Linked DNA regions of Homo sapiens: region 1 is linked to region 2. The links are chromatin contacts, found by Hi-C in ENCODE. All regions are on one chromosome and are shown on one strand. The core of a region is the stretch at or near the end of the contact, and the rest is flanking DNA. Distances in the headings are between cores, read along the strand shown. Region 1 overlaps LOC102723568 (a long non-coding RNA gene). Region 2 overlaps LOC102723568 (a long non-coding RNA gene).

Evidence for each region. A loop is a pair of places that touch in the nucleus more often than their neighbours do. Pooled maps may share reads with other maps.
Region 1: a loop to region 2 is called in a map of Calu3, with 3 times the contacts of the local background. The contact joins two enhancer-like sites. A Hi-C loop is called at or near these places in 4 of 168 maps with a recorded cell type or tissue (Calu3, astrocyte of the cerebellum, endothelial cell of hepatic sinusoid and 1 more) and 1 of 50 pooled maps.

The regions. Positions count from the first base shown.
Region 1 is chr11:34,852,661-34,857,329 of GRCh38, reverse strand. The region is part of intron 6 of LOC102723568 (a long non-coding RNA gene); the gene reads right to left. LOC105376624 (a long non-coding RNA gene) reads left to right here. Exons shown (of 2, transcript XR_931185.2): 2 at 688-1,909. Among named protein-coding and RNA genes, the nearest start is that of APIP, 61 kb to the left of the region's middle. Within about 2 kb of position 1,694, at least 5 of the 41 ENCODE cell types and tissues checked have a DNase peak (open chromatin) inside an H3K27ac peak, as active enhancers do.
Region 2 is chr11:34,789,591-34,794,893 of GRCh38, reverse strand. All of the region lies in intron 6 of LOC102723568 (a long non-coding RNA gene), which reads right to left. Among named protein-coding and RNA genes, the nearest start is that of APIP, 120 kb to the left of the region's middle. Within about 2 kb of position 2,018, at least 4 of the 41 ENCODE cell types and tissues checked have a DNase peak (open chromatin) inside an H3K27ac peak, as active enhancers do.

The sequences.
Region 1 (4,669 bases), core at 445-2,944, 63 kb before region 2:
GAATAAATAAATAAATGATTTTCCATCCAAGTATCTCACTTTAGTTGAAATATAGCATAAATACATATAATAGATTCAAGAAAGGCCTCAAAATAAAAATATACGAATGTAAGTTGTCCATAACACAAGTAAATGTGAAGTCTCTCTACATTTGGTTGCTAAAGAAATAGTCAAGGAGCCCAGTGGATTAGAATAAAGAAAAGGGAATTTCCTTTAAAAGTTTAAAGCAGAGAAAGAACATGAACTGTATAGACAATTACAGAGAGTATCCCAGGGAAGGGAAATGACCCTTACCCAGAGCACTTGAGGGTCCCTAAGTCCTAGGCAGCTCCTCCCATATCTTATGAAACATATTCAGATGTACACACATCCAATATAATTTGGGGGCAAAAAAATGTAGTTTTTTTCTAATTTGGTTTTCAAATTATTTTTGTATTAGTAATTCCTTTGATTCAAAATTGGTTATGATTTCTTAGCAATCATTGGGTACCTGTAAGACGATTCAAGTGAGAAAAACTAATCCACAAATGCTTGCACCTATAATGAGATGTTTATGAATACTTAATTTAATAATTGATGAAATTAGCCTATGTCATAATTTGCAGCTATGTCACTACACATTTAAAAATTTTGGTATCACATTGTTCAATGGAATCAAAATATTTCTTCTTTATTTTTCTCCTCCAGATCTCAAGTATTTTAACCATCTCTTGAAATGTTCTTGGGCCTCAGCCTAGGCACTATGCCTATAGAAACTAATGGATAAAGCAACCCTGCTTCTTTAAAGGCCTGGAGGCAAGTGCAATCACGTTTAATGCTGAATATGGCAAACTTATTTTCCCTGTTGAAGCCAAGTATCTGTGTGGAGGATTAGTTGGATGCATGCTTCCAAAAGAAACCAGCTGTTCTTGTAAGTAAAGGCCTGCTGAAAGAAGAAACCAACCTATTTAGCTTGGAGAATATGGGGGCACAGATTGCCTTTTCCCATCACCTGCCAGGAACACCATGCACTTATTTCATCTCAATGCAAGATACAAGATCTAGGATCCAAAACACTATTTTCTATCACAAAGCCAGTTCTCACACCTTTTTCAGATCAAATGTTCCAGCCTCTTCAGAAAAGCTTAGAAAATAGTCTTTCTTTCACTCCCCACCAGTCTTCATTGTGACATATGTTGCATATCATAACCCTTGGTACTGGATGAAAGCTCCCAATCTGAATCAAGAACAGGTAAAGGTAAACAAAAAATTGAGGCTAAAAGAATCACTTAACCTGAACCACATGGTAGGAAAAGCATGCTAGAATGGAATATCCAACCGGCTATGGACATTGTTTTTGGCAGACAAATGAATGGCCCCATTATAAAGGCATCAGGGTTGGTGTATTGTCCAACTCTAGGGGGCAACATTGAATTGTATCCTATCGTTATGGTGCTCCCTGGAGTTCTGTAAACACATAGGTCTGAGAGTGATTATCACATGCCTATCTTATCCAGGGAAATAAGGAGCAAAATGGCCCAGAAGAAGAGAAAGAACATTCTACCAAGTCACACGTAACCTACCAACAGTCCACAACTGCAATTGATTTCATGCCCAACTCTTGCTACACCTAAGATTTGCATAACTTAGTACTGGGGAGGTTTTGGGGGAAACCAGAATTCCACCTCTGAAGCCAAGCCAAATCTTCAGTGACTGGAGACTGGGAAAGCTGCCTTTTTCAAATTTAGTTTGTCTTTCCCAATAGCACTTAAAGGACAAACGTGTTCTGTTCTGCATCTTTGGAACTCACTATTCATGGTTAAGTCATTGCCTTTGAGACTTTATAAGGGCTATTGGCAGTTTAGCTTTACAGTAAATGTAGTGTAATTTACACAATAAAATGCAGTCACTTGTTTAATTACTTACCTCACCTATTGGGACTTTTTCTCATCTCTCAGGTCACAGTTTTTACTTAGGGCCATAACAATGGGGTTGACATTGGTATGAAACACTTTTGAACCCCCCAGAATGAAGACTTCTTAACTGCACCTGAAGAGTGACTCGCCAAAAACAATGAAAGGTGTTTCACAATCTGAGTGGGTGAACTTCATCTAACTGATATGTAAATAAAGGAGTGGCGGGTTAACAGCTCAATACGCAGAAGCGGCCTCTCAAGAAAGCTTGGCTACTAGAAATGAAGGGCAACTTCACTCAAATCCTGTGACACTGTGGAATTTAGGCACAGCAAGATGCTTGGGCCTGGACCAATGGAAGGACAAAAGGTTCCTTTCTCTCTCTGCAGTTCATCCATGTCCAAAGAGAGAGAACACCAGGAGGTGGGACTTCTGAGTTGATTCTAAATCTTCCTGTGTAATTCAAGGCGTGTGTGTGTATCTGTGTGTGTGTTTTCTGTTTAAAACCACCAGAGAAATATAGATAGTCCCTGAGAAGAAAAGATTAATATGGCACCTTGGCCTTGCCCTTCTGGCTCACATGAGGGGGATAGCCCAGTAGACCAGCTTGGCCCAAGGGAGCAGAACCGCCCCAGATCCAACCACACAAAGAAAACAGAGACCTTGAAAGAGGAAAAATAATATTTGTGGCTATTAATGAAATCACAATCACAATAATAATTCTAATGTCAGTAGCTAGCACTTGCCCACACTTAAACATGGAAACTCAGATTCTGGCAAATTCTGCCCACTTTCCAAGGCTTTCTGGGAGTCCCAGGTGATGTTTTATAGGCATTTGCACACAGCCCTGTTGTTTTGCACTCCAGCCTCTGTGTTGAAGTCTGATACCTGAGAGTCCCTCTATGTCCTTCATAATAATTCTGGTATCAGCCAGAGCTGTGTCTCTTGGTAGTCTCAGAGCCAGTAACTCAAAAGGAGCCAAACTGACATTTATCTTCCTACCTGGGCATCAAAGCATTCCAGATCTCATGGGGTCTGCTGTGAAAACAGCTGCTTCTGCATCTCTTTCTCTCTGGGAGGGTTTAGACAGGAGTCAAGGAGCCAGACTCATCCATTTGGGAATTGATATCTGCGACAGATGATTCTTTTCTTTTCACCTCATCCCTTTCCTTACCATTTACTCTCCCTCCACCCATTCTGTTTCACTATATCAGGTAAACCCCAATAATCTACACTTTAATGAGCCCCCTTCCTGGGGGGAGCACAGATACCACCTCTGAGAAGCAAAGATGTATTCATTAAAGGCTGTATGGCCTCGTGGCTGAAGCTGTGAAGTCAGACCTGGATCTCAATACAGGCTCTACTCCTTCATACTATCTCCTTGAGCAAGTGACATAATCTCTTTGTAGCCTGGTCTCCTTGATTACCAAATGAAGACAGTAACAGACTTAGCTCATAGGATTGTGGTTAGAATTCTACAAGATCATTCATTGATTACTTCCTTGTATAAATACCTTATTGAGGATCTGTAATGTTCCAAGTACTATTCTAGGTGTTAGGGATACAACATAGAACAAAACATACAAAATATCTGTCTTCATGGAGCTTAAGTTTCAGTTAGGGAGATAGACAATAAGCAGGAATACAATAGAATAAAATGTTGGGCGGTGATACAGTCTATAAAGCATAAATCTGATTAGGGATGGAGAGGGATGGCAGGGAAAGTATTTGAGAAAAGATAGTAAGATAGTTAGGAAAGCCCTCTTTGACAAGGTGGCATATGAGCAAAGATCTGAATGAAAAATAATTCAGCACTTTGGGAGGCCGAGGCGGGTGGATCATGAGGTCAGGAGTTCAAGACCAGCCTGACCAACATGGTGAAACCCGTCTCTACTGAAAATACAAAAATTAGCCAGGCGTGGTGGTGTGCGCCTGTAATCCCAGCTACTCATGAGGCTAAGCCAGGAGAATCGCTTGAACCCAGGAGTCAGAGGTTGCAGTGAGCCGAGATCACGCCATTGCACTCCAGCCTGGGTGACAAAGCGAGACTCCATCTCAAAAAAAAAAAAAGAAAAGGAAAGAAAAAGAAAAATACTTAGCGTATTTCAGGCATAGAATGTTTAATAAATGGGACAATATTACTTTCCAGGTTCTCATCTTCAAGATGCTCATAGCCTATGTACCTGGAAATGTGGCAGTTGCTTGACTTTATTTTAAAAAATACATCCCTAGGTCAGGTACCGTGGCTCATGCTTGTAATTCCAACAGTTTGGGAGGCTGAAGTGGGAGGATCACTTGAGGCCAGGAGTTTGAGATCAGCCTGTCTCAAAAAAAAAAAAAAAAATCTCTGAACAATATTTTAAAAACATCATCACGTTTCACAAACACAACTATTTTTATTTTAAATATTGCTTTTCATTAATATAATTCTTAGTCTCCCATCCCTGATCACCTTGCTACTTAGTGCCAGACCAAGGTGCAGAACTAGATGTTTGGGGTTTTTTGTTTTGTTTAACTTTTATTTTAAGTTCAGGGGTACATGTGCAGATTTATAACATAGGTAAATTTGTGTCATGGGGATTTGTTGTACTGACTATTTCATCACCTAGGTATTAAGCCTAGTATCCATTAGTTGTTTTTCCTGATGCTCTCCCTCCTCCCACTCTCCACCCTCCAAGAGACCCAGTGTGTGTTGTTCCCCACTATGTGTGCATGTGTTCTCATCATTTAGTTCCCACTTATAAGTAAGAACATGTGGTATTTGGTTTTCTGTTCCT
Region 2 (5,303 bases), core at 769-3,268:
CACATTAGTTTTTGTCTGGATGGCTACAGTAATCTAGCTGCCATTTCTGCCATCTGATATCGGCCCACAAGTCTGGGCATCACACCATCTTCCTTTTCCCAAAGCAAAACTCTATCCATATCAAAGATCGACTTAAGAAGTTCTAGTGGTCCCTCCTTGTCTTCAGAGTAAAGTTAAGATTGTCTGGCCTGGCATTTATAACCCCTGCAACCCAACTTCAACTTTCTTTCCCCATATTGATTTCCTGCTTCTCTCTCGATATTCTGTGGAAGCTGGGGACATGGTCTCTGATCCTAGGCTCTTATAGGAACATTGTCTAAAAGGCATCATTTTACTTGACCCCGTAACACATGGTAGTGCCTAGCGCACAAGGGGACCCACACCATCTGTTGACTGGGCTAGTCAATGCTCCTCAGCCCCAGGGGTGTGGAGCTCACAGCTCTCAATGCAGAAACAGAGAAATGCCTGTAATGTCCCTGTGGCTCTCACTGCATCTTTCGAGAAGGGAGGCAATTAAACCAGGCAAGATCTCTCCAGACAGTAAGACTCTGTGATTCTGTGAATTTTACTAAATCCTCTGTGTCCAGAAATTCCATCTGGCTCATACCACTGATGTACCAATGGGAGAGTCTGAGTGGAATAATAAAAATAACACAGGAACGAAAGTCAGTGGTCCCAAGTTCTAGTCTCACTTCTACCATTTACTGTGTATTCTTGGATAGGTTCATCCTCTTAGCCTCCACTGCCTCCACTGGGAAACTGGGAATGCAAGTAAGGGGTGACCTTGATGATCAGTAAAATCAAACCTAAAATCACCCGATGGGACTGGATTTCCCAACATATTAAACTAGATCTGCCATTTCATTTTGTTGTTGTTGGCAGGTCTCTTTTCCCTTTTATGTTCTCTCTGTGAATTCAGTGCTGCCTAAGTACAACCCAAGCATTACTCCTTGTCCCCAAATCATCAGTGGTAGCAGCCAAAGCACAGTTAAAACACTAACTGCCAGCAGGACCTCACTCAATGGTGGTAAGAGTTGGTATCTCACAACATGTTTGCCTAAAGTAGAGACATCTGCTTGAGAGTACACCACTGCTACAGGACACTCTACAAGTTGGAGAATATCCACATAGCACAGAATGATTACACCATTGGCAAGAATCAGGCTGCACTGTTTCATAAAGAAAATAAAATGACCCCATTTCAGACACTTAATTTTTCTTTGCCTCTATTTGCTCAACTACAAAACGGGAATAATGAAATATCAATCCTGCAGGCTTTCCTAAAAAGAATAGATAAAAGAACAGATGTAGAATGCTTAGAAGTATATCTGACACACAGGAAAACTCGGTAAATATTAGATAATTATCATTATCATTAATGCTAATATCCACATCTTAGGGGACACAGAGGACTTGGAGAATGTGGACTCCACACTATAATTTGCAAGGCTTCAAGGTGCTTGGCATGTTCACCAAATGATTTCATTTCCTTATCCTTAGAAACATGTTCAAAATGGAAGCAGTGTCTCTAAGCGTCAGTAGCCTTTGTTCTCTGTTTTCTTGGAAATTGAATTTTTAAACTAGAAAGCTCATCTCTTTGAATCTGCAGTCCCTTAGTTCTCATCCCTGGATGTCCTCTATGGGTGACAGCAGAATTGACAGTGGGCTCCTTGTACCTTCTTGGGAAGAAGAGGAGTGAACGTCATACTCTTGGGAGGACAGAAGCCGAATGCTCCTGTGAGTGCCCTTCATGATAAGTGAAGAAAGGAGCAAAGAAAAGAAGAGAATGGCAGCAAACAAAAGCAAGAATTGTTCAAGAAATGAACCCTTTTCAGGAGCCTTCAAAGCCACTCTTTCACAAAGCCTGGCAGGGAGACAGTAACGAGCCTGGGTGAAAGCCAAGCATGGACTTAATTTATTATTGCCAAACTGTTTGTTGCCTTTATTTGCCAAGACTTACTAATTGAACTTTTGTTGATCTGGCTGCCCCTCTGGAGAATTGGAGCTATTGTTACCTGCTCTGTGAGTCCCGTGGAATGTGCCAAAAAATTGACCCCAGTTGCAGCTCATTTCCCTTCCTGGTTCAGGCTGCTTTTTCTTTCATGAATGTTTTTGTTTTGCTTTTCAGGTTCCAACCCAGAGTAGGTGTTTACACTGAATTAGTATGAATTTCACTGACCCAAAGGAAAGATTCCTGTTGAGAGGCCAGAGAGGACCCCCAAAAGGCCTATATGGAGACCCCCTTCCTAGACCTTCCCTTCATGCCCCAGCAAGTGGTACCCACACTCAGCTTCTACTACTTAGGGAAGGGAAACTCTAGACAATTGATTCTCAAACGTTTGTCCCAGGAGCGGCATCCGAATCACCTGAGAATTTGTTAAAAATGCAAATTCCTGTGCCCTACTCCATGGCTCCCAAACCAGCAACCTGTGTCTTAAAAAGCCTTCTAAGTGATTCTGATGTACACTGAAGCTTGAAACCAGTGCCTTAAGCCAGGGTTTCTCAATCTTGGCCCTACTAACACGTTGAGCTGGATGATTCTTTGTAATGGGGGCAGTCCTGTGCATTGTAGGAGGTTTAGCAGTATCCCTGACTTTTATCCACTAGAGGCAGTAGTCCCCCACCCCCACCCCTACCCCAACATGATATCTGAAAATGTCTCTGGTCATTGCCAGAGGTCCTGGAGTGAAGGAGGTAAATTCAGCCCTGGTTGAGATAATAGACAAACTGCTTGTTGTTTCTCCGGGCTCTGGGCTTTTGCTCTCTCTGTGCCATAATGGCAAAAAACTGCCACACGGTCTGTGTGGCTCCTTAGCATGAAATAATAGGCACAAGAAGTGGTAACCACAAGGCAGCTTCCTAAAAACAGATGGAGTTTTTTAACATTGATAAATCTTTCTTTTGTATCCAGCCCCAAGCAAGCACACATTACTTTCATTTTAAGAGCAAGTTCTCTTTCTCAGATTGCTTGGTATATTCAAAACAAAACAGAAAGCCTTTGGAGTTTGGCCTCCTCCCATCTGCCTATATGTTTGCTACCCCCAGGGCAGAAGAGACAGAGGGACTAAGTTCAGAGGTTCATATACCTATGTAGTGCAGACTGATGTGAATGCTGCATCTGCTGATCTTCCCTCTCACCATCAAAGTAGAAGATTTTCTTGTGCATTTCAGGACAAGTGTGTCCCAGTGCTCATTCTAAAGGGTTTCCAACTCTGGGTTCTTAGTGTTGGTGCATTTGCATTTGAAGGGTACCCAAACCAGAAAGTTTGCTATTAGACTTCATTCCCACCACTATCATTTCAGGGTTTTGACAATGCTTCCACTTCAGGAAGCTGGACTTGGCAGAAATCAGCCAAACCTAAACTCAAGTGTTCATATAAACACCAGCTGAAGATCACAACTCATTTGTTAATTTAGTTGGAATCTATTGAGCACCTACTATGTACTAGCACTACGCCAGATGCCCAGGATATACATAGAGAAGCATACAGCCTCAGCCTTCGGCGAGCTTGTTGTGAGATAAAGGTAGAAGCCATTTCAAACAGAATGCAGTCTTTGATATAACAGGGAACCATAGAGCAACATGGAAATATGCTTCACTGTTGAAGCTTCAGTGTCTGGCTCATAGTAGAAGCTTAATATATATTTGTTGAAAGAATGTTAGAGGGGACCTGTCCTACACAAACTGAAAAGATTAAAAAAAGAGTCTTGCCAAAGAAAGTAGTACTTAGGTTTCCAAAGAAAAAGCAAGAGTTGGCCATGCAGAGAATGGAAAGGTAATTTCAGATAGAGACAGTAGCAGGTGCAAGGACGATGGCATGGGAATATGCATGATAGCTTAGGGTGGACTTCAAGGTCTGAAAGAATTGTCTGAGGAAGTGACTTCCTGGTTGTCTATTGCTGTATAACAAACTACCCCAAAACAACCATTTAGTTTTGTTTGTAATTTTGTGGGTAAGTAATGCAGAAATGCTCAGCTGGATGGTTCATCTCTCGTTTACTTGGCATTACCTACGGCCACTGGGGCTGAAGATTCACTTTCAAGATTTTTTTTCACTGACATTTCTGGTGCCTTGGTGTTTCTTGGCTTCCCTTCCTCTCTACATATTTCATTATCTCATTATCCAGGGCTCCTCCATGTGGCTTCTCATGACATGGCAGTCTCAGGGTAGCTAGTTTCCCCCAGAGTAAATAATCTTAGAGTGAGTATTTCAAGAAGCCCAGGTAAAAGCTACAAAGCCAGTGGGGCACGGTGGCTCATGCCTGTAATCCCAGCACTTTGGGAGGCTGAGGTGGGCAGATCACGAGGTCAGGAGTTCAAGACCAGCCTGGCCAACATACTGAAACCCCATCTCTACTAAAAATACAAAAATTAGCCGGGTGTGGTGGCACCTGCCTGTAGTCCCAGCTACTCTGGAAGCTGAGGCAGGAGAATCGTTTGAACCCCGGAGGCAGAGGTTGCAGTGAGCCAAGACCACGCCATTGCACTCCAGTCTGGGTGACAGAGTGACACTCGATCTCAAAAAAAAAAAAAAAAAAAAAAAAAAAGCTAGGAAGCCTTTTGTAACCTAGCTTTGGAAGTTCCAGAACATACTCCTGCATTCTTATGATCAAGCAAGTCACTGCAGCCAACCCAGATCCAAGGGGAGGGGAGTAAGAGCCCTTTACCTTAGTAGGGGAATGGCTTGCCTACAGAAGGAGGGAGGAAATTTGATTGCAGCCATCTTGGAGGAAAGCTTCCTCATGTGGGTTGCAGGGGTTGAGGAACTTGAAACTAAAGAGTCAAGCCTGAAGAACTTGGAGCAGCAAGCTAAGGAGTGAGCAAGGTACCCTGAATTCTGTGAGAAGCCATGGAAGAGTTTAGCATGTGAGTGGTCTGATGGGATCCATTTTAGAATGATCTTTCTCTGCCAGCTGTGAGAATGGAGGAAGTGGGAGAAGACTACAGGCAGGGAGGTAGCCATGAAATCTCTATAGCTTGAAAGAGCAAAAGTGACTTGAGGGACTGAAGACTGGGGATGGGAGAAGGGGTGTCATAAGTGAGACTCTGAGGAGCATTCAGTTATCTGAGGGCTCTGACACCTCTCCCAACACAACCAAACCAAACATGTTCCCTTCAAAATGAGAGAAGAAAGGCCTCATTTTCCATTCCGGGAACTGGATGAGGGGTAAATGGCAGCTGGCAACTAAGCTTGCCCTCTGTGGCTTAATGGCAACACCTTCTCAGGTTTGTTCAGAGCTGCCACTGAGGAAAACAAACAAGATTGGTGTGAAGACCATTAAAAAAAGGCCTCAGAACAAAG